Regions from separate parts of the Homo sapiens genome. Here region 1 is linked to region 2. A link is an interaction called in ENCODE POLR2A ChIA-PET data of the cell type or tissue named here. Cell type or tissue: GM12878. All regions are shown on one strand. Each heading gives the region's core, and the rest is flanking DNA. Links, peaks and the distances in the headings are about the cores only. Region 1 overlaps RSU1 (Ras suppressor protein 1). Region 2 has its middle 81 kb from the start of LINC02654.

The links. Peaks named below come from ENCODE experiments on the same cell type or tissue, not always from the same donor. Only the 100,000 strongest peaks of a DNase experiment are listed, where the experiment ranks them.
Region 1: POLR2A ChIA-PET joins it to region 2 with 8 read pairs; 2 of 35 experiments call an interaction of 5 or more read pairs at or near these places.

Annotation. Positions count from the first base shown.
Region 1 is chr10:16,577,271-16,592,448 of GRCh38, reverse strand. It overlaps RSU1 (Ras suppressor protein 1), which reads left to right. Exons shown (of 9, transcript NM_012425.4): 9 at 1-1,838. Among named protein-coding and RNA genes, the nearest start is that of C1QL3, 63 kb to the right of the region's middle. RefSeq lists an enhancer at 5,754-5,993. In GM12878, for the core only: no CTCF peak of the experiment used is centred there; DNase peaks (open chromatin) are centred at 5,898 and 7,138; H3K4me3 peaks cover 1,261 bases; H3K27ac peaks cover 2,699 bases.
Region 2 is chr10:16,188,987-16,204,164 of GRCh38, reverse strand. No RefSeq gene overlaps it. Among named protein-coding and RNA genes, the nearest start is that of LINC02654, 81 kb to the left of the region's middle. RefSeq lists enhancers at 7,578-8,137, 8,138-8,699. In GM12878, for the core only: no CTCF peak of the experiment used is centred there; a DNase peak (open chromatin) is centred at 8,764.

The sequences.
Region 1 (15,178 bases), core at 3,792-8,791, 390 kb before region 2:
CCACAGTTGCAGAGTCATTAAACAATCAATTGTTTGTTTAACATCTGTGATAGGCAGCTTTCCTTCTTTTCAACAGTGATACCTACGAAAATCAAAATAAATGCAAGCTGAGGTTTTGTGCTCACTGAAAGGGCTGTCAACCCCAGAAGGCCGACACAAAAAAAATGGTATGTGAAGATGCACCGTCTTTTCAAATGGCCTGGGAGAGTCAAATGGCCTGGGAGAGGGGGCCTGCCCTTCTCTGCTGTGTCCTTTCGGCTTCCCAGTTGAGCTCCCAAGACCAGGACCCACTGGGGCATATAAAATCTCTGCTGTATCCTTTCGGCTTCCCAGTTGAGCTCCCAAGACCAGGACCCACTGGGGCATATAAAAAAGTCAAAAATCAAAATCAAACAACAAGTTCTGAGTTACTTAGGAAACAGACTTCGCATTTCAATCAGAGAGGCCACAGAGCAAGGTCTAAACTTCTGGCTTCTAGACAAATTCCTGATAGAACATTTAAATGTGGGAAGTGGCTTCCCCAGGTCCCATCCCCTGTTTAGGGATAGAGTTGATATCATTTTTATAGGTGCCATGTATGCCTCTGCCTGAATTTTTTTAATTGACTTTTGAGCTTTTGAGATTGCACGAGGGAGAACAAGGCCTTTGCTGTTGTGGATAGGAAAGACTTAACCTAAAATTAAACCAGCAAGAAAGCATTAGTAAAAATCTAACAATATGAAGGGCTCTTATGAGTCATTTTTTTCAAAAGATGAAAACTCCAGAAACGCACAGGAACGAAATACCTCCCAGAAACATGAAGCAATCATCGAAGACTCACTGGTAATATTTTTAAAAAGTATACAGATCAAAGCAAAAAGAAGCCATGTGTAACAAAGAGAAATGTGCAAATATTTTTTAAGGCAGTATTAAGTGCAAGAGGAGTAACATGAAATAAACATTCTTTCACATGGCTACTGGGAATATAAATTTCGCTCCAGAAAGGCCGTAGCAGTTTGACGATAGGTGGCAAAACCTTAAGATTGTGTACTGGGGCCCAGAATTTTTATTTCTAGGAATGTATCCTGAGGAAATTATCCGAGATCCCCACAAACTGCAATGTTTAGGAATTGTCCTTATAGCATTGCATACACAAGAAAAACAGAGAAAAGCCTGATCCCTGTCAGTGGAAAAGGGGTTCAATGAATTACGGTGTGTCTGCATGAGGCTTTTATGACATTAAAAATTGTTGAACAACGGCCAGGCACAGTGGCTCATGCCTGTAATCCTAACACTTTGGGAGGCCAAGGTGGGAAGATTGCCTGAGCTCAGGAGTTTGAGACCAGCCTGGGCAACACGGTGAAACCCCGTCTCTACTAAAATACAAAAAATTAGCCGGGCGTCGCAGCATGCGCCTGTAGTCCCAGCTGCTCAGGAGGCTGAGGCAGGAGAATTGATTGAACCCGGGAGGCAGAGGTTGCACTGAGCTGAGATTAAGCCACCGCACTCCAGCCTGGGCGACAGAGCAAGATTCCGTTCCCAAGAAAAAAAAATTGTTCAACAATAAGGGCAAAGGGAGAGAATCATAACATCTGATTAAACAGAAAAAGCAAGATTTTTAAAACTAACTATATAAGGATGGTCCCAGCTGTGTCAAAAGGAAGCTTGTTTGTAATACGTGTGCATAAAAATTAAATAGAGGTGAACACAATTATTTTAAGGCAGTTAAATTATCTCTGTATTGTGAACTAAGACTTTCTAGAATTTTACTTATTCATTCTGTACTTAAATTTTTTCTAATGAACACATATACTTTTGTAATCAGAAAATATTAAATGCATGTATTTTTCAAAATCAAATTGGTATGTCATGGTATATTATGCAATCCAGGAAATATATATTTAAGCTCAAGGCATAATATAAAATGTCAGGAGGGTTTTTTCTCTTTTTGTTACCAAAATGGATTTCACGTCTTTTCCTACAGTTTTTAGTTACTTGATATCTGGATCAGCAAACAAAATATCCAAAGTTTGAAAGGTGGCCTTTTTTTTTTTTGAGACGGAGTCTCTCTCTGTCACCTAGGCTGAAATGCAATAGCGTGATCTCAGCCTACTGCCACCTCCGCCTCCCGGGTTCAAGCGATTCTCCTGTCTCAGCCTCCCGAGTAGCTGGGATTCCGGCACCCGCCACCACGCCCAATTAATTTTTGTATTTTTAGTAGAGACGGGGTTTCACCATGTTGGCCAGGCTGGTCTCGAACTCCTGGCCTCAGGTGATCCATCTGCCCGCCTCGTCCTCCAAAAGTGCTGAAATTACAGGCATGAGCCACTGCGCCCGGCTGAAAGGTGGCCTTTTCACAAAGATAACCTAACCTTTTTAGCCCAATGATGAAATTAGCTGGCCCCCCCACCCCGCCTTTGATGCCTTGCAGTCTGGTCTTCCAAGTGCTAAGAGCCCACATGGGAAGCCGTGCATATTTTTTTATTCCTCATTCGAAACTTCTTCCACAGGGTTTCTCCCCTTTATGTAAAACACTGTCCTTGCCCACGTGGCTAGGTAGCTTAGAGATGTTATGCAAAATACTTTCATACACATAATCACATGGTTTGTGCAAGAGCCTTGTGGGATAGGTAAGGCAGGTTATTTGAGAATAAACTGTATAATGGTTCTCAGATCTAGGAGAGAAGTGTTTCTCTTTATTTGCTGGAGGTGATATAATGTTTATTAGGAGCCTTTTTTTTTTTTTTTTCAATTAAGGTAGGAGCAAGTAGAAAAAGTGGATGGGCCATTTGGCCACAGAACCACTTCTCTAAGCTTTGTACCGCCCTTATAATCTGTGGAAGCCACGTTAGGAAATACTCTGTGGGACAAAGCGACAGGCCCCCAGTCACATCAGGTTCACCCTTTGGAATAGAAGTGACTTGTACACCACTCTGCAGAAGTGAATCTTCACTTTGATAAACTTAAATGTAGAAGAGAAAATCCTGTGACTGCAGAGAACTGGGTTGTCCCAATCATTGTGTCCATATTCACTGAAAACACAAGTTGCCCCGTCCATGTTTTTTATCCTGTACTTTTACCTCCTTCTACAGACTCTGCACACAACACTTGTTTGTTGCCTCAGATTGCAAAGTTAAGTCACTAATAGTTCAGTTTCTAATAAAGCTTCGTAGTCATAATATCCCACAAGTACTATGTTAGAAAATCCTCTAGTCTCTACCTGCAAAACATAACATGAACTGAAGACTTTGCACCATCTTCTTCCACACTGGCCCAGGTCACCCTGCCTTCTTGCCTGCTCCACTCTGGTATCCTCTGGTGGGGCTCCTGCTTTTGCTCTTGCACTGAGATCTCCATGCAACAGAGCAAATTTTTATGTGCTGACATCACATCAGGACGCTCTTCTGCCCACTGTCTTCCAGTGAAGTCCCCTTGTGTCTTTCACTCAGAGTGAAAGCCTAGGTTACCAGGGTCTAGGGTCCCCCTACTCCTCCAGGTTCTTCCCCCTTCAAGACTTTTGTGCAGGTGATCCTTTTCTAGAATGTTCTGCCAAATGTATACCTGTAACTCCTTCATCTACTTCAAATCCTGGTTAAACAGTCACTTTCTCAACAGAGCCTCCCCTGATTACCCTGCTTTAAATTTGCAATTTATTTTGTCCGTCACCTGCCTTCCACCCCCAGCGAAGTAGAGGTTCCTCCAGGAAAAGGGTCAGCCAGCTACAGCTCAGAGGCACCCAGAAGCCAAACCTGGCCCACGCCTGTTTTTGTAAATAAAGTTGTGGGAACACAGCCATTCTCATTCACTTAAGGTCTGTGGCTGCTTTTTTCTTTCCTTTTTTTCTTTTTTAATTTTGGAAAGGGAGTCTCCCTCTCTTGCTCAGGCTAGAATGCAGTGACACAATCTCAGCTCACTGCAACCTCCACCTCCAGGATTCAAGTGGTTCTCATGCCTCAGCCTTCCAACTAGCTGGGATTACAGGTGTGCACCATCAGACCGAACTAATTTTTTTTTTTTTTTTTTTTTTTTTTTTTTGAGACGGAGTCTTGCTCTGTCTCCCAGGCTGGAGTGCAGTTTGGCTCACTGCAAGCTCCGCCTCCCGGGTTCACGCCATTCTCCTGCCTCAGCCTCCCGAGTAGCTAGGACTACAGGCACCCGCCACCATGCCTAGCTAATTTTTTGTATTTTTAGTAGAGACGGGGTTTCACCATGTTAGCCAGGATGGTCTCCATCTCCTGACCTCGTGATCCGCCCACCTCTGCCTCCCAAAGTGCTAGGATTACAGGCTTGAGCCACTGCGCCCAGCCTAATTTTTATATTTTTAATAGAGACAGGGTTTTGTCATGTTAGCCAGGCTTGTCTCGAACTCCTGGCCTCAACTGATCCATCTGCCTCAGCCTCCCAAAGTGCGGGGATTACAGGCATGAGCCACCATGCCCAGCCAGTCTGTGGCTATTTTTATGTGACCACAACAGAGCTGACTGGCTGACACAGAGACCTTATGGCTCACAAAGCAAAAGGTTTCTACTATCTGGCCCTTTGCAGAGAAACTTCTGCTGATTATTCTATCAACTGTTACATCCCCAGCACCCAGAATGGTGCCTTGTATACAATAGGGGCTCAATAATTATTTAATTGAATAGACTACAAATTGGATACTTGTGATTTGGATGATATAAAGCTAATATTAAGGTAGAGGGAAGGGAAAAAGTCCTAGACATCCCTTTTATACCTCATCATTCTGGGCTACTTTATCAAAGCTGAATTCTCCTAAGGGAAAAAAAATGTATGGATATTATTACAGGTGAGAATTTATGCAACCCTGTTAAGAGTTCAAACCTTTACCTGGATGTTTGGTTTTCCTTATAATTACACAATTGTTTCATACTTGACCATTTAGCCTTCCTCAAACAACCATCAATTTCTTCAGTAACAAAACCAGAAAGGGCTGGCACCCCAATTTACCTGTATGAACCCAGAAGAAGGGTTCATGTCAAAGCCAAAATCCAAACTGGCCTTGTCAATGTGAGTCAATTCAGATGTTTAGAAGCAGCAGAATTGGCAAGTAAAGTGAAAAGTCTCTGTTCTCTGGACATTTTGTGACCTAAAATTAGACATTAATCATTCCTGTGTGTATCTCTCCATTTATAGTATCATGTGATCCTACCATATATGGTGTGTCCTTATTTTTATAATTGATCTTCCCATCAACAACAGCTTTGGGAGACTCCTGGGCTCTAACATCATGTTTCTGTTAAGACTGCATAAACATTTTGTGTATTACCTCTTTCTTACCATATGCTTATTTTGTACACAATAGAATTTGGTGATTGGCCACTGTTAAATTTCCCTCTTAATCTATTTTCTTTTACTAATAATAGCACTCATTGATTGCAGCCTGTTCATGTATCAGGCACTTTGTTTCCTTTCATTCTCACTCAATGGATATCCTCATCTTGTGGGAAATTTGACCTCAGAGAAATTAAGGAACTTCCCGCAAGAGCCCACAGCTGGCAAGTGGCAGAGGAAGGATGGAAAAGAACATGCATTTGACTGTAGAGCTAATGTCCTTTCCTTAATCCCACATCACACTCTGCTGTCAATCAAGACTCCCTTGGCCTATCCAAAAGGCAGCAATTTTCCTTCCGATGAAGGAAGTTTCTGCTTTTGAGCTCCTTAAGTGTTCATTTTATTAACACATTCAAGTTACTGCATGATGACAGCTTTACCCCATTTCTATAAATGACAGAAACCTTTGGTTTCTGCTGTCTCTGTTCCTCATGCTTGGTCAGGCGACAGCATCTCTCTGATGGTTCAGTGATGGATTGACCAAAGCGGATAAGCCTCACTTCTGAGAATAACTTTGCCCTTTCCCCGTCTCATCCAGAAATTCACTTCCAACACTGTCCTATCAGTGAACTATTTTACTCCAAAGGGGATTCCCTCATATGACCCACCCAAAGAGCAGCGCTTCCTGAAATAGATAGAGAGTGGCTTTGGGTTTCGTTTTGAGGCAGGTTTGGGCTAGCATCATCAGACCACCTGGAGACTTTGTTTTTTAGTCATTCAATCAGAGACTGAGGGCTGGGTGAGGTGGCTCACATCTGTAATCCTAGCACTTTGGGAGACCACGGTGGGAGGATCGCTTGAACTCAGGAGTTAGAGACCAGCGTGCAACATAATGAAACGCTGTCCCTACAAAAAAAATTTTTTAGCCAGATGTGGTGGCACAGGCCTGTGGTCCCAGCTACTCGGGAAGCTGAGGTGGGAGAATCACCTGAGCCTGGAGATGAGAATTGCAGTGAGCTGTGAACTTGCCACCGCACTCCAGCCTGGGTGACATGGTGAGACTCTATCAAGGAAAGGAAAAAGGAAAGGAGAAAGGAAAGGAAAAGAAAGGAAAAAGGTAAAGAAAAAGGAAAAGGAAAAGGAAAACCAGAGAGGAGAGACCGCATCTCATCCATCCTGGTCTCACAGCTAGTGAGTACCTGAAACCTTGGACATTCAAACATTATTGCATGCATGTTCCGTTTCCACTGGAAATTTCTAATGCCCTACTGACATTTTTCCCTAAGCATTTATACTCCCTCTATAAATGGAGAGACCATGTCCTGTGATGGGATATAGGAGTCAGCCAATATCTCTATGTTTTCAGACCCAGGAATTGGGAGTGAATTAAGCAATCAGGGTTGGATACAAATATAGCATTATCAGAAAAGACTTGTAATTAGAATTGCTCATCTCCAGTTACTTATGGTTTGTGTCAGACCCTCCTTAGAATCAACAAGACTTCAGTTACATAGCTGACATACACACAGCTCCCTGGGGTCAAGAATTGTGCTGTCCCCCAACGTCCACCCCAGGAAGCCTCCCAGTGTCTGCATTCAAAGGACCAACTTTATCTGTCTCTGGAGACACAGTCTTCTGTATACATCTACTGCCCAGCACATTCTGATGCTGCCATTTCCAGTGTACAGATGTTGTCAGCAAAACTGACTCCTTCCTGCCCTAGGAAGAAAGCGCTTCCACTCACTAATAGCTGAAAGCAGGGAAAGAAGCACAGTCCATTCATAACTCCCCCAGAGCGCCACCCAAAATAGCCCTGCCACACCAGGTGGACAATCTCACTGTTTGTGTGGGCTGCTGTATTTGTCATTGTGCAATCAGGATTTTAACAAAGAGCCACTTTTTAACTCGCCGTGCACAATGCAGCTGTGAAACCAGTATTTTCATTAAGGAAGGCTGGGTCTGAGATGCAGATCATCAAACCATTTAGCAGCTCCAGTGTGACGTGGAGCTTTGCTGTTGCCGGTTAGGATCAGTAACTGGAAGGATTTGAATGAAAGGCCATAAAGACATGAGGCCAGGCACAATGGCTCATGCCTGTAATTCCAGCACTTTGGAGGCCAAGGTGGGAGGATCTCTTGAGGCCAGGAGTTTGAGACCAGTCTTGGTAACATAGGGAGACACTGTCTCTACAAAAAAATTCTTTTTTTTTTTTTTTTTTTTTTTTTTTGAGACACAGTCTTGGTCTGTCACGAAGGCTGGGGTGCAGTGGGGCGATCTCTGCTCACTACAACCTCTGCCTCCCAGGTTCAAATGATTCTCTTGCCTCAGCCTCCCAAGCAGTTGGGATTACAGGCATGCGCCACCACACCCAGCTAATTTTTTTGTATCTTTAGTAGAGACGGGGTTTGGCCATGTTGGCCAGGCTGGTCTTGAACCTCTGACCTCAGGTGAACCATGCACCTTGGCCCCCCCCAAGGTACTGGGATTACAGGCGTGAGCCGCCACCATGCCAGGTCTAAAATAAACATCCTAAAAATTAGCCAGGCATGATGGCAAGCACCTATAGTCCTAGCTACTTGTTTCCTAGGCACACTATATTCAAATACCACCAACGTGGTGGCTTGTATTCTCTAACATTGCTCTTCACCATGAAGAGCAATTAGCACAAATTGAGTTCACCATTGCACCGATGTTTCATAAACTGTCATAAAATCAGAGCTCTACAAAGACACTAATATGAAATATTTAGAAATAGTCCTTGCAGATGTAGTTAGTGATGTTAACTACATCACTAGGTAGGCTGGGGCTGGAGGATTTCTTGACCCCAGTAGTTCTAAGCTGCAGCAAGCTATGATCATGCCACTGCCCTCCAGCCTGGGTAACAGAGCAAGACCCTAGCTAAAAAAAAAAAAAAAAAAAAAAAAAAAAAAATGGTATGAGAAAGTAGTTATTTAAACCTCAGGTGTGTAAAAGATACTGGTGTCCCTGCTGGCTGGGAAGACCCCGCAGAGAGTTGGTCACACTTGCCTGCCTTGGACACTGTTCTGGGTTGAAGAGTGTGTCTCAAAGATTCATGTCCACCGGAACTCTCAGAATGTGACCTTATTTAGAAATAGTCTTTGCAGATACAGTCAGCCATGTTCAAATGAGGTTATTCTGGATTAGGGTGAGCTCTAAATCCAATGACAGTGTCCTTATGAGAAGGCTGTGTGCCAACACAGGGACATGCAGGGAAGAGACCACTTGATGAAACAGGCAGAGATTGGAGGGATACAGTAATAAGCCAAGAGAGCCTAGGACAGCCAGAAACAGGAGAAGCTGAAAGGGGCATGGAAGGGTCCTTCCCGTGAGACTTCAGAGGGATCGTGGTCTTCCTGACACCTTGATTTTTGGACTTCTCACCTCCAGAAATGTAAGAGAACACATTTCTGCTAGTTTAAGCCACCACGACATTGGTGGTACTTGGATATAGTGCACTTAGTAAACAAACACAGGCGCCCAGAACGAAGCTCAGAGCAGACGCTGCAACATGAAACGTTGCCTGCAGTGGTTGCCACTGTACTCAGAACAGGGAAGCCAGAGCAAACCAGGGCTGTCTGGCTCTGCATTCCGTTGTTGGCAGGCGCAGAACTATGTGTGACCAACTGCCTTGGATGAGGCAAATCAGCCTGGGCAGTGAATCCCCCGGAGTGCCTTGGGGACATTCTCTACCCCAGCCTTGTGTTTCCGGCTCCCCATTTAAGAACCCAAATGGGGCCAGGCACCGTGTCTCATTCCTGTAATCCCAGGACTTTGCAAGGCCAAGGCGGGCAGATCACCTGAGGTCAGGTGTTGGTGATCAGCCTGGCCAACATGGCAAAACCATGTATCTACGAAAAATACAAAAATCAGCCAGGCATGGTGGCAGGCACTTGTAATCTCAAATGCTTGGGAGGCTGAGGCAGGAGAATCGCTTGAGCCCCAGAGGCGCAGGGTGCAGTGAGCCGAGATTGTGCCATTGCACTCCAACCTGGGCAACAGAGGGAGACTCTGTCTCGGGAAAACAAAACAAAACCAAACCTGAAAGGTTCCTATTTCACCAGGTAGCTTCTGTTGCTAAAATAAAGTCTAAGAACAGAATTATCTCTTCTGTGGAAAGAAAATCTTTTTGGTTACCTCATTAAAGAATTCTCCTTTCTTTGTAGGAGTTGGGTGACATTCTATAATCATTGTTGATTTTCTGATCCAGAGCTATAAACAAAGACAAAAAGATTCAATATGAAAAGGTTTGTTTTTGTGTTTTATTTTTCCTGAGCTGGCTAAATTATGGGTTTTTTGTTGTTGTTGCCTAGGTAAGGCTTACTCAACACAGTTTTATGAACAGAATGAGAAGCTCTCATCTAATTGCCCCCATGAAAAACTGTCACAATGGGTTTGTAATAAGAGTGATTCATGAATTAATTCATCAAAAGACTATTTGTTGAACATATGTGAAATATATGCTTATATATTCACAGATTATCCCAAGAATGAGATCTAAGCAATGTAACAGAGGTTGCATCTGGGGATAGAAAATGAAGACTTATTTTTACTGTATACCCTTTTTAAAAAAGCATCAGTGTGACAATCATCATTGTGATAATCATCAATGTGTATATATATGAAATATTTAGAATTAAGTTTTTAATATGGCAATGTTTCTCTGAAATATATATATAATACACACACACACACACACACACACACACACACACACACACACACAGTTTTCGAAACAGAGTCTTGCTCTGTTGCCCAGGTTGGAGTGCAATGGCATGATCTTGGCTCACTGCAACCTCCACTTCCTGGGTTCAAGCGATTCTCCTGCCTCAGCCTCCCCAGTAGCTGGGATTACAGGGGCGTGCCACCATGCCCAGCTCATTTTTGATATTTTTAATAGAGACAGGGTTTCACCATGTTGGCCAACCTGGCCTCGAACTCCTGACCTCGTGATCAACCCACCTCTGCCTCCCAAAGTGCTGGGATTACAGGCGTGAGTGACCACACCCAGCCCTCTAAAATATTTTTAAAATAAATACTTATTGGGTGCTTATTACATGTCTATACTGCACTGATTATGAAACATCCATACACTTTTTTTTTTTTAACTTTTAGGTTCAGGGGTAAATGTGCAGGTTTTTTATATAGGTAAACTCTTGTCACAGGGGTTTGTGGTACAGATTATTTCATCACCCAGGTACTAAGCCTAGTACCCATTAGTTACTTTTTCTGATCCTCTCCCTCCTCCCACTTCAGGCAGGCCCCAGTGTCTGTGTCCATGTGTTCTCATCATTTAGCTCCCACTTGTGAGTGAGAACATGCTGTCTTTGGTTTTCTGTTCCTGCATTAGTTTGCTAAGAATAATGGCCTCCAGCTCCATCCATGTTTGTGCAAAGGACATGTTCTTGTTCTTTTTCATGGCTGCATAGAATTCGATGGTGTATATGTACCAGGTTTCATTTATCCAGTCTTCCACTGATGAACATTTAGGTTGATTGCATGTCTTGAGCATATAGTTTTAAATGAAGCAGACACAATCTCTGCCCTTATGGAACTTAATAGCCTAGCGTAATGGAAGAAACTATAAACTAATATTCACAAAATAATTGTGTCAATCAGAATTGGATAATTATCTGAAAGAGAAGAATTTGGTACTGTAAGAATGCATAATAAAAGGGACCAAGTAAGATCAGAGCATCATGGAAAACTGTTGAGGGAATTATGAGTCATCTGAAAGAAAGCAGAAGTTAACTAGACAAGAAGAAGGAAATTAGCGGCATGATGAAGCTCTTCAGCAGAACAGGAGCGTGGTCTGTTTCTCTAACTGGAAGAAGGTCAGTGTGGCTGGAGCAGAGTGAAGAGGTAGGAAAGAACAGGGACAAGACCTTGCAGGATCTTTATTCATTCAACAAGCATTCACTGGGCACCTACTCCATGCCTCATGCTGTTCCCAGCACCAGGGACACAACAGTGAACAGACACAGGGCTATTCCAGCCATCTCATGGAGGTTGGATTTGCTTACAAACCCAAAGGGAACCCACTGAAGGATTTGAAGCAGAGAATCCATATGATCCCATGTAGTTATTTAAAAGACCACTTGGGAGAGGTGGAGAATAGATGTATCAGACTGTCTTGGCACAGTAGCCCCTGGGTGATGAGCTGTGTCAGGCCATTTTCTGCATGGAGACCAAGGTGAACAAGACCAGCATTTATTTTACTGGCCTTAAATAGCAAAATGGCAGCCATTCTATTCCACAGCAATGGTATATCCATACCCATTTCCATTCTTGTAGAAAACCAAGAACTGGGAAGATGGCATTTAATCTGGTTATTGGTTTTGACTGCTAACTTTTTAAAAGGGTAATAAACTTCTTTTCAGCATGAAGACCAATTAGCACAAATTGAGTTCACCACTGCACCAGCATTTAACAAACTGTCATAAAATCAGAGCTCTACAATGACACTAATCTGAGTCCAGGCACCAACTCGTCACACTGAATCAGATAATGACATTCCTGTTATAAGACAACTTTCATTTTGCCATTTTACCCTTCAAGGGCACTAATACAGCCCTCCTAGCTTCTCATTGATTTCTTTTTCTATATGATTTCTGACTGCAAGAGAACAGAGATCACCAACTTTATAGAGATCATATGTACACATTATAAAAGAGTTCTTACCACATTTACATTTTTCACATTTTCCCAAGAATGCTTCCTTGCATATAGTTAGCAACTTATGCCATTATATATGGAGACAAGAGTAGATAGATATAAGTTTCCTACTCAGCCAATTTCGTTTAATCAAAGTTTTGGGAAAAAAAAAATACTGTCATCATCTTATCCACATCCCCCTCCTCCTCTTATACAAAGATCATAGTCTGAAAACTGGATGTCAGAGAACCTTGAAGGATGTGCTCAGGCAAGGCTTCCAGAGAACATCTTGTTCAGTCCCTTTATTTGGCTGATGAGAAAATAGAAGCACAGAGACAAGTTGAGTGATCCCAGAAATTCAAGAGTCTCACAGCAGATTAGTGGCAAAATAAAAGACAAGAATCTGGACATCCAGACATCATTAAAGAATCATCTCAGTAAAATACTAAAGAAGAATAGAAACAAACCAACGAAATGTATGCTAATGTGGTCTATCCTCAGAATTTCTTTTTTTTATTGTTTTCTTTTTGAGACAGGGTCTCATTCTGTCACCCACGCTGGAGTGCAGTGGCATGATCATGGCTCCCAACATCCTTGACATTCCAGCCTCAAGCGATTCTACCGCCTCAGCCTCCCAAGTAGCTGGGACCCTATGCACGCATGAATCAATCAATCTATCTATGTAATATATATGTATATATGTAATACATATATACACACACATATATATACACACATACATATATATATGTGTGTGTATATATATACCTCACTCTCCTGAAAAGTGGGAATGACAGTATCTGTAGCTTTTGTCTCTTTTATGAGGAGTTGAATGATTTAGGAGATTTGCTATTTGGAGACTGCATGGAGTTACCAACAGCAAAGTGTCAGTAGCCTAAGAACGTGGCATAATGGTTATTGTGCCACAGTGCAAAACACTCAGCCCCACTGTTGGATTTGAAGGCAAACCACCAGGGTCAAGTCAAGCTGATTCAAAGCCCACATGGTAAAAGCCCTGATACCTGGAACATGATATAACAAGATGTTTATTTGGATAACGTCAGAGACTGATTGAGGTTGGGGTGAAAATACAACCCAAAAGACCAAAAACAACCCCCTTTCATTAATTATCTCAGAAAGGCACAATAAGAGCTCATGCAAAGATGAGCGTATTTTGTTCAAAACCAATGAGAAAGATCAAGTAAACCGAAGGGCTAGTGAAACAGAGCTGGTAGTTTCCTATACCTTTTGAAGACTGCCTGAAGCAGAGAACTATATTTGAGTTAAAAATCCATCTCAATTCCCTTAGCAGACACATATATTTCCAGCAGGTCTCTTGTAGACCATTCTGTTCATTTGGAACTAGATTTCTCTCCCAAGCTAACAGAGCCAGAAGATAAAGGAAGAGAACTAACTATGGTTTGACCTGGTCTCTGATATGTTCTGGCTCCTTACACATTGTTTCAGTTAAATTCAAATAACCCCAGCATAATATGGCACTGCTAAGTTGTATGTTTACATATCCCCACCCATTGATCTTTTTCATTCACCCAGGGTGGGACAAACATTAAACCTGTATGAAATGAACAGCAGCATCCTGTTACATCTTTTCCTCCCCTACTCCCTCTCTCACCCCTATAAACCCTCGATCTCCTCTAAAACAAGGATACAAACCCCAAGCAGCTCTCCCTAAGAGGGAGCTTGAATCCATAAAAAATAAGGAATCCCCAGAATAACTAATTATCTAGAAAGATGTTCGAGGGATAGCCCTTGAGTAGCCTTGTTCATGGGCATCAAAAGCCTAGAACTGCCAGAATAACATGGAGGAGGCAGGTGAGGGTAGCAGAAAAATTGTCGTGGAAAATCTGCATGACAATAAAAAATTAACAACCAGAATGATGGGAGTCACATTTTCATTCAGTATTGTTTGAAGTAAAGGCAAATCATCCTAAATTGCCTTCATCATGCCTCTATTTTGGACACGTAAATTTGGTTAAAGTTTTTTGTTTGTTTTCCAGTCAGATCAACTGAAATCCTCCTCTTAAGGGTGTTCATTTCTCCTCCCTCTGGAAATACACAGCCAAGGAGCGGACTTCTGCCCACTTTTCAACAGAAAAGTTTAACGTGGCAGAAGTTTTGAGAATGATGTTGTCTACCATAATTTTATGCTTAGATCTGTGTGTGGCGCAAGAGTTGTTAAGCATCGGTACAGGCTCTAGCTAAATTCCACTGCTTCAAAGGTGCCTAGGGAGTGAGCTCTGAAGCTTGCAGAGTCACAAAAGGGTTCTGCACTGGGTGGAGGGGGTTGACATTACGGAAGAGTCTGTTATAGATGTGAACCTCTTGCTGTATTTCAAAGGCTGTGTTTCTTGAAACATTTTAATGTCCTCCCTCAGTTGGAATCATCTGTGTCCAAAATAACAAATGGTCCCCCTATTTCCCCCCGCCCCCCAGCTCTGTATCTCAGGAGGCTTGCTTTTTTGAAGTAGATGGAAATTGGTGTGGAAATCATGAGGTTTAGAGAAGAATCAAATCAGCCATTCAAAGCTTCCATCAACCCCTGGGCCCCCTCTAAATTGCTATTTCCATGTCACAGAATTTTTTCATTTTAAAACATTCTGAGATATTTTCATGGTGTTGTGGCTAACCATTTTTAGTCAGTTAAAAAAATGCCTTTATCACCTCCCACCAGGAAACTCATGGAACACACTGTTGGAGATGTTAAAACTTTTTTTTTTCATTTTCTCCTTTAAAAATATTAATGGTAAGCATTAAAAAAGAAACGAAAAGTCTTTAATTTGGTTTTCAGACAGCTTAGTTTGAAATTAAAAATTGTTCATATCACCGTGAATCAAGCATCTGTGAGTAATCACCGTGAACCAACCTGATCATTTTTATCAAACAGCAGGGTAGATGCCAAGTTCTCCATTCCACTGAGTGGGTGTAAAGTGCCAGTGTGCACTGGTGGAAATGGCTCTGGGTTGGAGGGCTCTGAGTTACAAAATTAAAAAGCTTCAGTTCACAAACAGTAAGAGGTCTGGTGGATGAGAAAGACAAAAGAAGAGGAAGGTAGCCAGGAGCTAGTATAAATGAAGAAGCCAAGACCAGACAGCTTCTCAGCTTGGCATAATGAAGAAGGCTGCTATCCACCTGATGAGCAGGAGTCTTTGTTAGGTCTCCTCTCAGTTTCCATCTCTTTCCAGCAATGAAACTCAGGGCTCCCTCCCATCCAGCTTCC
Region 2 (15,178 bases), core at 6,796-11,795:
AGCATTTGACAAAATTCAACATTCTTCATGATAAAAACCCTCAAAAGAGTTGGTATAGAAGGAACACACATCAACATAATAAAAACCATATATGACAGACCTACAGTTAGTATCATACTGAATGAGGAAAAGCTGAAAACCTTTCCTCTAAGATCTGGAATGCAACAAAGATGTGTCCACTTTTACCACTGTTATTCAACATAGTTCTCAAAGTGCTAGCTAAAGCAACCAGAAAATAGAAATAAAGAGCATCCAAATTGGAAAGTAAGAAGTCAAATTATCCTTATTTGCAGATAATATGATTTTATATTTGGAAAAACCTGAAGACTCCACCAAAACACTATTAGAACTGATAAATTCGATAAAGTTACAGGATACAAAATCCACATATAAAAATCAGTACCAATTCTATATGCCAACAATGAACAACCTGAAAAAGAAATAAAAAATGTAATCTAATTTACAGTAACCACAAATGAAATTGAATACCTAAGAATTCACCAAGTAAGTGTAAGATCTGTATAGTGAAAACTAAAAACACTGATGAAAGAAATTGAAGACACAAAATAGAAAGGTATTCCATGTTCATGGATTGGAAGAATCAATATTGTTAAAATGTCCATAGTACCCAAAGCAATCTACAGATTCAATGTGATTCCTATCAAAATACCAATGACATTCTTCACAGAAATAGAAAAACAATCCTAAAACGTGTACGGAACCACAAAAGACCCAGAGTAGCCAAAGCTATCCTGAGAAAAAAGAAAAAAAACTGGGGGAATCATATTACCAGACTTCAAATTATGTTACAGAGGTATACTAATCCAAACAGCATTGTACTGGCATACAAACAGACACATAGATAAATGGAACAGAATAGGGAACCCAGAAATAAATCCATACACCTGCAGTGAACTCATTTTTGACGAAGGTGCCAAGAACATACATTGGAGAAAGTATACCTTCTTTAATAAATAATACTGGGAAAACTGGATATCCACATGCAGAAGAATGAAACTATGAAACTTGACCCCTATCTCTCACATTATACAAAAATCATATCAAATGGATTAAAGACTTAAATCTAAGACCTCAAACTATGAAACGACTACAAGAAAAGGTTGGGGAAAATCTCTAGGATATTGGTCTGAACAAAAATTTCTTAATAGCGCACAAGCACAGGAAACCAAAGCAAAAATGGACAAATGGGATCACAGCAAGTTAAAAAGCTTCAGCACAGTGAAGGAAACCACAAATTGAAGAGACAACCCACAGGATGAGAAAAAATATTTGCAAACTGTCCATCTGACAGGGGATTAATAACCAGAATATATAAGGAGCTCAAATGACTATATAGAAAAAAATCTAATAATCTGATCAAAAAATGGGCAAAAGAATTGAATAGCATTCTCAAAAGAAAACATACAAATGGCAAACAGCCATATGAAAAAGTATTCAACATCACTGATCATCAGAGGATTGCAAATCAAAACTACAGTATCATCTCACCCCAGTTCAAATGGCTTATATCCAAAAATAAGCAATAACAAAGGTTGGTGAGGATATGGATAGAAGGGAATCCTTGTACACTGTTGGTGGGAATGTAAATTAGTACAACCACTATGGAGGACAGTTTGGAGGTTCCTTAAAAGACTAAAAAGAGAGCTACCATACAATCCAGCAATCCCACTGCTGAGTATATACCCAAAAGAAATGAAATCAGGATATCAAAGAGATATTGTCACTCCCATGTTTGTTGCAGCACTCTTCACAATAACCAAGATTTGGAAGCAACCTAAATGTCCATCAAACAGATGATTGCATAAAGAAAATGGTACATATACACAATGGGATACTACACAGCCTTAAAAAAGAATGAGATCCTGTCATCTGCAACAACATGGATGGAACTGAAGGTCATTATGTTAAGTGAAATAAGCGAGGCACAGAAAGACAAACTTCTCATGTTCTCACTTACTTGTGGGTGTCAAAAAAAAAAAAAAATGAACTCATGGAGATAGAGAGTAGAAGGATAGTTACCAGAGGTTTGGAAGGATAGTAGGTGGTCAAGGGAAGGTGGAGATGGGTACTGGGTATCAAAAAATATATAGTTAGAAAGAATCAATAAGACCTAGTATTTGATAGCACAACAGGGGTGACTATCATCAATAATAATTTAATTGTACATTTTAAAATTACTAAAAGAATATAATTGGATTGTTTGTAACACAAAGTATAAATGCTTGAGGGACTGGACACCCCATTTCCCATGATGTGATTATTACTTACTGCATGCCTGTATCAAATATCTCATGCACCTCATAAATATATACACCTACTATGTACCCACAAACATTTTAAAAACAAAAAATGTAAGAACTTGGATGGTATGTATATACATCAATTTCAAGATAATGTTAACCTCAAGGAAGGGAAAGAAAATAGGATTCTTGGTGGACTCAACTGTATCTCCAGCATTTTATTTCTTAAAAAACTTATATTTGAAATAAATATAAAAATATTAAGCTTTTAAAAATCTGGGTCAGCGTAGGCTATCTAGTATATTACGTAATTTCTGAATATTTATAATATTTCATAACTTTAAAAAAACTCAAAACATTAAAAGCATATGTATAATGCATATGTATTTGTGTGTATATATATGTATATGTATACACACATAAATGTGTTTCAGTATGCATAGAGTATTTCTGAAAATATTTACAAGAACTGGGGAAGGAGATGGTGGTACTAGTCTACTGGAAGTTTAGGGAGACAGGACCTTTAAAATTTTGTACTATTTGTATGAATTTCCTTATCTAAATAAATACCTTTCTTTTTAACAAGTGAAGTAATTGCAAGTAATTATAAGGGATGTCTCACAGAGTTATCTTGCATATTTTCTGGGTATATAGATTGCTTTATGTATATTGTTTATGATGCTAACACTTTTATTTCTGTTCTTTTGGAAATCCTCAGTATAACAAGGTATTTAATGTCTAGCCTTCTTGTCTCCCTTTATTTACTCAACTTTCTTAAGAAATACTCAATGCCACTGGTATTTGATAACCCGAATATTTGGTTACTATGCCGTTATTTGCAAAAGCAAAACAACACATCCACTTTAAGAGGTAATAAGCTACAAACTCTTGGTTTTTAAAAGGCTTCTTTACAGGTGAATAGTAAATGCTACCTCCTCCCTTCATTATGTTCATTGTTGGTAATTCAAATACATTTATTTACTGAAAAGCAATAACATATTTGGTTTCTTGAAAGTTTTTTAATGTTTGGTATAGTCTTGACCCTCCAGTCTACTTCTGTTCACACACCACTTAGAGATGTATTTCTAGAGTTTTAGTTTTAGTAGTAAGACTTACCTTGATGCACAGAAGGATAGTTGATGTCAGCTACTTTGTGTTACATAGAAGAAAAAGCTGAAGGAAGGTTTATGTTCTGTGTTACTAGTCTGAGCCTCTTAGTCATTGTCAGGTGCCACCATCAGATCCTGGTTTTCTTCTCAACATTCTCTCATTCACCAACTTGGCCCTACCCTTGTGAGGAAATCATGCAATGTATTTGTAGTTTCCTCAAAAGATTTTCTCAACCTCTTCTTTCATACTTTGAATTTTCCATCTCCTTCACTTATAATATCCTTTTCCTTCTTCTTTTTTTTTTTTTTTTTTTTTTTGAGATGGAGTCTCACTCTGTCACCAGTCTGGAGTGCAATGGTGTGATCTCAGCTCACTGCAACCTCCGCCTCCCAGGTTCAAGTGATTCTCCTGCCTCAGCCTCCCGCATAGCTGGGACTACAGGCATATGCCACCACGCCCAGCTAATTTTTGTATTTTTAGAGATGGAGTTTAACCATGTTGGCCAGGATGGTCTCGATCTCTTGACCTCATGATCTGCCCACCTCAGCCTCCCAAAGTGCTGGGACTACAGGCATGAGCCACCATGCCCAGCCTCCTTTTTCTTTTAATTGTTCTCAAGCTCTTTGTTTTGTACATATTTACATACAGTAAGATTGTAAACACTGTGAGAGAAGAAGCCTTCTTTGTTTCTTCAATTAGTCCAAAGCAATTTAAAAGAAAAGCACTAAGTACTACTTTGTGTCAGGCCCTGTGCCAGGAGCTGGGGATGTAAAAGTGCATATGACACTCTGGGACCCTGGGAGATTCATAATATTCTCCTGTAATATCTTTTAGTAAATATTCAATAAACTCTTGTTATTGGAGACATAGAAAAACCACAGTCTTGTTTACCTACCCAGTCAAGACAGAAGCCTGGCAAGAACTATAATCCTATTAACCCCTCAATAATGTGTAAACATACATTGTTTTAATCAAGTGTATCAAAATTTGATAAAACAATATAGTTCAATGAAATATCCCAGATTTCTGTCTTCTAGAGCCTAAGAAAACAGTCAGTTGCATGTGGATCTTTGATGATATCATCAAATATATAACACAATGTTGGAAATGTCAATTCCCAACATTGTGCTTATATATTGTTTTAACAATACAAACTATAAACAGCATTCTCCAGTTGAAAAATTATTTTTTTATAATTGAACAGAAATAATATGTTTGAAATAGGAATTCAGCAGGAGTTGTTTCTCAGGACACAGGTCACAAAGACCCCGCTGATTAAATAGAAAAAAAAAAAAAAAAGCCAGCCAAAACCTGCCAAAACCAAGATGGTGACAAAAGTACCATCTGGTTACCCTCGCTCTTCATTATACGCTAATTATAATACATTAGTATACTAAAGGAAACTCATACCAGTGCCATGACAGTTTACAAATGCCATGGCAACATTCATAAGTTACCCTATATGGTCTGAAAGAGAAAGGGACCCTCAGTTCCCGGAATTCCCTGCCCCTTTCCCAGAAAACTCCTGAATGATCCATCCCTTGCTTAGCACATAATCAAGAAATAACCATAAGTATGGTCAGCCAAGCAGCCACACTGCTACTTTGCCTGTGGGGTAGCCACCCTTTTATTCCTTTACTTTTTGTTCTGTTTTGTTTGTTTGTTTGTTTGTTTTAAGATGGAGTTTCGCTCTTGTTGCCCAGGATGGAGTGCAATGGCATGATCACAGCTCACTACAACCTCTGCCTCCCAGGTTCAAGGAATTCTCCTGCCCACCTCAGCCTCCTGAGTAGCTGGGATTGCAGGTGCCCAGCACCATGCCTGGCTAATTTTATATATATATATATATTTCTTTAAGATGAAGTTTCACTCTTGTCGCCCAGGCTGGAGTGCAATGGCATGATCTTGGCTCACTGCAACTGTAGCAGGACGAGCCACAGACAAAACCTCTCAGACACCAAGTTGTAGAAGGAAGGGCTTTATTCCGCTGGGAGCATCCACAAGCTACTGCCTTAAAATCCGAGCTCCCCGAATGCACAACTTCTGTCCTTTTAAGGGCTCACAACACTGAAGATTTCACATGAAAGGGTCGTGATTAATTTGAGCAAGCAAGGGGTACGTGACAGGGGCTGCATGCCCAGTGGTCAGAGAGAAAGAGAACAGGGCAGGGAGTTTCACGATGTTCTTCTATACAATGTCTGGAATCTATGAATAACATTGGTTTCTAAGTCATGAGTTGATTTTTAACTACTAGGTTTAGGCCAGGCAGGCCCAGGTCCGGTTTTGGGCCTGCTGCCGGGCTGCCTGTCTTTGATTTCACTTCCTTGTTATTTCTTTTTTCTTAAAACAGGTACTGAGTATAAAACAATATAAAACAAAATGAGAGGGTCTCTCTCTTCCCTCACAACCTCTGCCTCCTGGGTTCAAGTGATTCTCCTCCCTCAGCCTCCTGAGTAGCTGGGACTACAGGTGCCCACAACCATGCCCAGCTAATTTTTATATACATATAATATATATATATATATATATTTTTTTTTTTAGTAGAGATGGGGTCTCATCATGTTGGCCAGGCTGGTCTCGAACTCCTGACCTCAGGTGACCCACCTGCCTCAGCCTCTCAAAGTGCTGGGATTACAGGCATGAGCCACTGTGCCCAGCCTTTCCTTTCCTTTTTAATAAGCTTGCTTTCACTTTACTCTGTCAGCTCGTTCTTGAGTTCTTTCCTACTGGAACCCAAGAACCCCTATGGTCTCCCAGGCTGAGCCCCAATTTTGGGGTTCACTCTGTGGCATTTTCATGAATTCCAACAATAAAGAACCTGCTATTTATAAACTTTTTTGACTGCAACACTGAATAGATAAAACTTACCTCTCCTGCTCAGATCTGGAAATGTTTATCAACTCTGAGCAGGCCCTAGACAAAATAGAAAGGCCACTAGACTTTAACTGTTTCATTCAAACAGAACAGTTCAAAAATCTCCAAAAGAGAAAAAAGAGCCAGAGGTTGTCATTTTAATCCTGTCCAGTAAAAGAGTGCAATATAAATAAAAATGGATGGAAATGCTCTCACCCATTTAAAACTTATGGCTTAAGCTGAAGAACAAATCATTTTTCAAAAATGTTACAGAAGTACAAGAAAAGCTCAAAATCCTCTGGTCAAATTTCTTTTTTATTACGCCAAATGAGAATTTTAAATGAAACCATGTCAAGAATACAGTGGTGCTTACTAGAGAAGGCAACAAAATTTCAGGCAACAATTCTAATGTTTGCACTTAGAATAGAGGAAAAGTGTTCATTTATTAAAAAAAGTATGCATGGCTGGACTTGGTGGCTCACGCCAATAATCCCAGCATTTTGGGAGGCCCAGGCGGGCAGATTGTTTGAGACCAGGAGTTCAAGACCAGCCTGGCCAACATGATTGATGTCTTATGTCTCCCCAAAACATAAAGAAACTGTTAGAAACAAGAGCTTGGAGTCACACGGGAAACAAGCACTCAAAGGATTTCTCAACAAGGCAAATTTACTTCTTCGGAAGGCTGCTGCTTGCACTTCTGGCCACTGCGAGATGACACTGAACAAAGGAGGGAAGGGGTTTTTATCCCCAGTGCAGTTATTCCCTGCTTCTGTGTCCCCATTGGCTGGAGCTGTACTGCACAATCCAAAGTGACACAATTGGCTACCATTAAAATTGAATATGGCTAATTAGGCGGGAAGGGAGAGGCTGTCCGTTATGGTACAAGGCATGTTTGGGCATGTCAGGGCACAGCAAAGCCAGAAGGGTAGTTTTGGCAGGAAGAGCTGTTTCGGCAGGAGAGGCAGTTTACAGAATGGGTAGCCAGGAGCAAAGAGGACTTCTTCCAAATAAGGAAGAGATATGAGTTACAGATTGGGACTGTCGGGAGAAGTTGTTTATGGAGCAGGTAGCTTAGGAGAAGGGACTAGGAAGTTGATCTCAAGAACAAAGAACAAAGAGGTCAAAAATTAAACCTTTGAAGAGGAACTTAGTGTATCTGACAAAACCAAGTTGTAACCCAACCACCTTGGGTGCATGTTCTCAGGATCTACCTCTTGAGCCTGTGTCTCGGGCCTTGGTCTGTCATATTTAACTTGGAATAAACCTCTTTAAATATTTTATGGTCTGACTCTGTTCCTAGAAAGAAACTCAGTCTGAAAGGAAGTGACCCCTGAGTGAGAGCCCTTATCTAGAAATGGAGCATTCAATCTTTAGGTCAAAATTCCACTTGCTATTTAGAAGTAAGTTGTGTGGACTTTTATCATTATAATAAGCATTTATAGTCATAGTGTAAGCAGTTGAGGTAGATGTTAAAGACCTGCATCAGAACTGAGGGTGTTTTCTATGCTCCTTATTTAACCAAGGGAGGTTTAGAATCTTTGCTTTTCCAGGTTTAGGCACATTTCATATTTCTTCCTTTCCAGTTTGAATGATGATATATTCCACTGTGTTTCTTTATCCATTCAATAAAAACCTTTTAGTAACTTCTACTTTTATATAGTCTTGGAGGAAATTAAAATATTTTACCCCAAAATATATTTCTTTGATATACTTTGAAATGGCTTTCTCTTAGCCACCTGACAGAACTGGCCTTACAAAGCACTCTTAAGTGGAGAAAATTTGCATCTGTAGAGAGTCTCCATTAATGCAGCCATGCCCCCTCACCTTTCTGAGCCTTTCTCCATATCCAGGAGAGATTGAGAGTCTGATGCCTTTAAAAGTTTAAAAAGAAACGTTTACCATCCATTGTCTCTGTTGGAGGTTTCATCTACGTAACAATGCCACCTTTGCTAATCAAGCCTCTTCTCCCCTTCCCATAACCTATTTTACCAGAATCTAAGTCCTCATTCTTTCTGTAACCTCTAAATGGTATATAAATTTCTGGAACTCATTGGGAAATTGGTTCTTCATTATGAAGGCTCCCATGTATACATGTTGAGAACATTTGTATGCCTTTTCTCCTGTTAATCAATCTGCCTATGCCACTGATTTTTAGCAAACCTTTAGGCGGCCAAGGGCCTTTGGCCCCCAGTCTTAAAATACTCTTCACCTTTCATGTATTTGATAAGTAGGACCTTGTGTTTCTGGATATTTGTCCCAAGTGAGGATGGCTTTGGGAAACAAGACAAATGCAAAATGTCTTGTAAAGCCGAGTGTCACAAGATGTTAAGACATCACAAGGAGAGGACTCAGCAGCTTTTCAGTAGCAGACAAATAGAGCAGTGACAGGTGATTTGGCCTGTCTCTTCCAGGGTAATCCCTCCAGCTCCTGTCAAATGCTATGGGTGGTTATGATGTTGTCTACACAAGGGACTAAAAGTGGAAAAAAGGTCTGAGTAATGCTGTGCTACAGGAAGGGGTTTTTGTGGTCTATGTAAGTTATTAAAATCTGCATTGACAACTTCCTATGTGGTTCTTCAGCTATTCAAAGAAAATAAAACCTCCTAAGTTATTTCCAGGCACACTGGTCTTTTTCTTTTAACTTACTCAGACATCACAAAGTGCCTAGACAATTGAAAGTTGGTCCTGATGACTCAATCTTTCCCCACCAAAGTTGTGAACACTGGAGGAAATAATGGATATTATTAGATAGTGCTTGACACATAATAGTTATGTAATTAATGTTTGTTTTCAAAAAGCTGGTGAGCAACAGCCTGAAATTGACGTTTTTTGTTCCTTCACCTTTAAGGGAAAGAGACCTGCAGTTAAATTTGAAATGATGGACAACTTGACCCCAAAAAGACCTTGCTGTAATTTGAATTCCTGTTGGCTGTCTGAAAGGTGAGATAAGGTTAGAGCTAAAGGTGAGTAAAGTAGACTAAAAGGCACTTCAAGCCTGGAAAACTTGTTTGCTTAGATGCAGTTTTATCCATACAATCACAGTCATATTTCTATTTGTGTTTCATATCAGATGGTGGCCTGGTAGGTATTTCTTGGTGCGAGTATGAACTCTAGACTGAAACAGGATTGAAGAACAGAGTAATTTAAGCAAATATTGAATTTCAAATGCAAGGTCTCACTTAAATGTAGGTAGAAGAGTCCACCTGTATTTAAAGAACAATGTAAGTATTAATATAAAAGAGAAAGATGACACAGAAAAATCAAGGAGACCAAAAGATGGTTATTTGAGAAGGTCACTGACATTGATAAAATAGATATTAAGAGTATGTGGGAGTGACTGAAAGGGAATTATTGGCCTTTGTGCCCAAATATCTTTCCCAGTTACCCAAACAGTGATATTACTCAATTCACTAGTTAAGACATTGATATGTCTTATTCAGATGGAAAATAAAGTTTGAATAGAATAAAATATGAAATCATCACCAGCTATTAATATCTTATGGTTATTATATTACTAGGTCGGTTGGAGTCTTAGAGATGGGTCAAAGGACGGGTAAGTTTTGATGAGGGACAGGGTTTGGGAGGTTCAGAAGATAAGAGGATACCTAACGTTCCATCTTGCTGAAGAAGAAACCAAAGCAATAGAAAGAATTGTGCCTTATGCTGAAAGATGATTCCAGTTTTATTTCCAGAATGTTTTTTCCTCTTGGAACATATGTGTAGATTTAAATGTGACTTCTGTTGAGCCGTATTAATTCTCCTATCTTTTTCCTTAAAATGTACAATAAGAAACAAAGAAGACTAGCTCCCTCTAAGAAGAAAACAGACTATGATACGATAGAGAAATGTTGATGAAAAGAGTCAAAACCTGTAAAATATTTAGAGAGGTTTATTCTGAGGCAAATATGGGTAGCCAGTGACGCAGCCCCAGGAGGTCTTGAGAACATGTCCCCAAAGTGGTTGGTTTACAGATTAATTTTTATTTTTTTTTTTGAGATGGAGTTTTACTCTTGTTGCCCAGGCTGGAGTGCAGTGGTGCAATCTTGGCTCACTGCAACCTCTGCCTCCCAGGTTCAAGTGGTTCTCCTGCCTCAGCCTCCCAAGTAAATGGGATTACAGGCATGCACCACCACACCTGGCTATTTTTGTATTTTTAGTAGAGACAGGATTTCACCATGTTGGCCAGTCTTGTCTCGAACTCTTGACCTTAAGTAATCTGGCCACCCTGGCTTCCCAAAGTGCTGGGATTACAGGCCTGAGCCACTGTGCCCTGCCTACAGCTTGATTTTATACATTTTTGGGAAACAGAAGTTACAGGCCAGCATCAATCACTACTTGTAAGGTACACATTTGTTCAGTATGGAAAGGCAGGGCAACTCGAAGCGGAGGGTTCCAGGTCATAGGTAGTTACCAAGATTTTCTGATGTGGTTGAAAGGATTAGGTTATTATCTAAAGACCTGGAATCAACAGAAAGGAATGTCTAAGTTAAGATAAGGGGTTGTGGAAACCATGGTTGTTATGCAGATGAAACCCTAAGTAGCAGGCTTTAGAGAGATTACATGGTAAAGGTGCCAGACTCTTAGTTAAATCTCTCTTGGATCCGGAAAAGACCTGGAAAGGGAAGGGTGTTCTCTACAGAAAGTAGATTTTCCCCACAAGAGACAGCTTTGCAGGACCACTTCAAAATATGTCAGAGACATATATTTTGGGGTAAAATACTTTGATTTTTTTTCAGTATCTGCTATCTTTGATGTGATACTATACTGGAGTCAGATTAGAATTTGGTATCTTATTACTACAAAGAGCTTGTTTTGTCACTCATAAGATCTCTGTTTCAGTGTTAATGCTGGGTAGCTGTGATGGAATTCCAAAGAGAGGAGAGTATAATGAGGCATGTCCAATACCCAGCCCCCTTCCCATCATAGCCTAAACTAGTTTTTCATGTTTATTGTGGAATTCCCTTGGCTGAGAGTGGGATCCATTCAGTCTGTTTTGGGGATTAGAATTTTATTTTTGCTTTACTGAAGAAAGGCTATTACTTGAAGCAAGTGAAAAATGCTATATGCAAATTATGAGAATACACAAACACCTACATCTACATCTACCTAAGGAATGGCTAATTCTATTTGTCAGCTTGACTGGGCTAAAAGATGCCCAGATAGCTGGTAAAACATTATGTATGGGTATGTTTGTGAGAGCTTTTCTGGAAGAGATTAGCATTAGAATCAGTAGACTGAGTAAAGAAGAACAACTTCACCAATATGTGTGGACATCGTCCAGTCCATTGAGAGCCCAAATAGAACAAACGGTGGAGGAAGGGTGAATCATTCTGTTTAAATTGGGTCATTCGTCTTCTCCTGCCCTGGGAGATTGGAGCACCTCGTTCTCAGGCCTTCTGACTCAGACATGGACTTAACACTATCAGCCCTGCCCCAGTTTAAGGCCTTCAGACTCAAACTGAGTAACACTACCAGCCTTCCTGGTTCTCCAAGGTTGCAGATTGCAGAGTGTGGGACCTGTTGGCTTCCATAATCATCTGAGCCAATTACCATAATAAACCCATACCCCTGGATTCTCCTCTACTTAAGGGTTATAGCCCCGTAAGTCATGTTTATTGTGGAAATGTGAAAATGCATTTAATACACCTAACCTACCTACCATCATAGCCTACCTTAAACATTCTCAGAACATTTATATTAGCCTATAGTTGGGCAAAGCATCTAACACAAAGCCTATTTTATAACAATCTGTTAAATATCTCATGTAATATATTGAATATTTTATTAAAATATACCACTTTTATACCATCAGTAAGTTGAAAAATCGTAAGTGAAACCATCATAAGTTGGTGACTGTATGTCTGTGTATATATATATATGTGTGTGTGTGTGTGTGTGCACATAGATACCTATCTATAGATCTCTACATAGGTTCTGTTTCTTTGGAGAAACCTAACTAATACAGATTTTGGTACTGAGAGTGTTTATAGAGCAATCAAATTTTAATAATGACTTTCTTAATTAGATCTAGGGTTTCTGGAATTGGCTTTCACATCTGATTAGATTTAAAGGCAATAGTGATGCTATTTCCAGTGGTAAAGAGAGCACTGATCGTCTAAGCCATCATCTGTTTATAGAGACATGCATATTATCTGCACTGGATACTCATAATTAACTACTTACAAGAAGCAAGGAGTTTGGTGACTCTGTATATGATTGATACTTTTGGACATTTTTTGAATACTAAGGAACATAATGATGTCAGATGGTTGTTTCTAATGTTATTGGAAAAAGTGTTGAAATAAATGAATGAACTCAAGGATTTGAATTCCCAGCTCAAGAGACTCATAAATGAACCTGGGCAACGTGGCAAAACCCCGTCTCTACTAAAAATACAAAAATTAATCGGGTTTGATGGTACATGCCTGTAGCCCCAGTCACTCGGAAGCCTGAGGCATAAGAATTGCTTGAACCTGGGAGGTGGAGGTTTTAGTGAGCCGAAATTGCACCATAGCACTCCAGCCTAGGTGACACAGCAAGAGTCTGTGTCAAAAAAAAAAAAAAAAAAAAGAGAGAGTGAGAGAAAGAGACCCATAAATGACCTAAGAGTTTCTAAGTGTCCTCTGAAGGAGGGCATTATCACTTGTAGCCACAGGGTGGAAATTGCTGAAAATTAAGAACTTCGTCCTGCAATTGGCTGAATTTTAATGCGAGATGAAGTCCCAGCTCTACAGGGTGACTGCTGTTAAAGTGAGGGCAACTTATTGGGGAAAAAATGTAAGTTGGGATGGGGGCCTGTGGAAATACCCTGACGCAGCTGGGGACACTAAGCCCCTGAATTATGATGAATCTTCTTTGACATTGAAAGCAGTCTCCCCACACCAATGGAAGTGGCTGCCCTACCCCAGGTGGAATTGGGTCCCCGCTACCACAGTGGTATCAGCTTTTCCGCCACCATCTGAGAGTACTAATACTGAGGAAAAGGGTAATGGCCTCCCCTGAGGCAGCTGCCACGTAAGATAATGCTGATTATCCTCAGTATCCACCCTGCTACCGCTCTTTTCTTCTAGACTTGTAACAAGACTCAAGTCTCAGCAGACCCCTAAAGATAAGGTACAAAATATGACTTATGCGGAGATGTACTACATGCCAAAAGAACTACTTGAATTCTTGAATTTTCTTTATCTTTTTTTTTTTTTTGAGATGGAGTCTCGCTTTGTTGCGCGGGCTGGGGTGCAGTGGTGCAATCTCAGCTCACCAACCTCCACCTCCCAGGTTCAAGCCATTCTCCTGCCTCAGCTTCCTGAGAAACTGGGTTTACAGGTGCACACTACCACATCTGGCTAATTTTTGTATTTTGAGTACAGATGGGGTTTCTCCATGTCAGCCAGGCTGGTTTTGAACTCCTGAACCTCGTGATCCACCCTTCTCAGCCTCCCACAGTGTTGGGATTACAGGCGTGAGCCACCGCGCTCAGCTTAACTACTTGAATTTTCTAATTCACACAAGCAAAAATCTGGGGGACATACATAGAATAGATATTAAGGGTATAGGGTAATGGTGGAAGGAACATAAAGTTGAATTGGGCTGAATTTATTGATATGGACTCACTAAGAAGAGATTCTGCATTTAATGTTCCAGTTCAGGGAGTTAGAAAGGGCTCTTTCAGTTTGTTTGGTTTATTGCTGAAACATGGATCAAAAGATGGCCCAGTATGAGCGAATTAAAAACGTTGGATCTCCCTTGATTTAATATGGAGGAAGAGATTCAAAGGCTTAGAGACACCGGAATGTTAAATTGGATTTATCATTGAAGACCTACTTACCACCCACATGGGCAGGGTCTAGAAGGCATACCATTTACCAATACTTTCAGAAATAAATTTGTGAGGGGAGCCCTAGTATCCTTGAAGAGTTCCATGATTGCTGTTCTCTGTAGGTCAGACATTTCAGTGGTAACCCCAGGTTCTTGCACTCTCCCAGGATAGAAATCAAAAGAGATCACTGAACACAAGCAGCAAACATTAAGTTTAAGTTTATTCCACCTTGTGCACAAGGGAGCTAGCCCTGAGAAAGGAAAAACAAGTGAACTGTTCCCCAAGGACAGTATGTGAGTTAGTTTTATAAGGTCTTTCCATAGGGAAAGCTTACATCAGCAGGTACATGTACAGGAGGAGCTTTTCTAACACTTGCATGGTGGTCAACATGCTTCTTCATACATTGTATGTAACATTAGCATTTTAAATCGCTACCCTGGGCATGAAAATGAGGAGGCATTAAAATGATGAAGAGGTAACTTTAGGTTGGAGTTTAAGTCTAGCTGTGCATGCAGAGCTCTGGGGAAATCCCTAGCCCTCTGAAATAGAAGCTTGTGGTTAATAGTCTCTTGGGTCTCTTGTTAGTGACTGTCTGAGAGATAAGCTAGAGTTTCAGTGAGGGGCTTTTATCCTTTTCCTCCAGACCATCTTAAAATAGGGAATCAACCAACCTGCCTGTCTCAACCTCAGCTACTCAATTAGAAAACTTAAATGCAATGAAAGTGATTGGACCTTGGGATGCCAGAGAATAAATAGTAGCACTGAACTGCCAGGAGCAAGGTCAGTGTCATTAATAATGGACAGCAGGGCGAAAGTAGTAATCAGAATAGTCTGACTTGGTCAGACCTATGGTGTTGAGCAGTTAATCACAGTGTTCCTAGAAATGAAATAGATATTGTATTAGTCAGGGTTCTCTAGAGGGACAGAGCTAATAGGATAGATGTATGTGTGTGTGTGTGTGTGTGTGTGTGTGTGTGTGTATATATATATATATATATATATATATGAGTTTATTAAGGAGTACTGACTCACACAATCACAAGGTGAGGTCTCACAGTAGGCCATCTGCAAGCTGAGGATCAAGAAAGCCAGTCTGAGTCCCAAACCTGAAGAACCTGGGGTCCAATGTTTGAGGGCA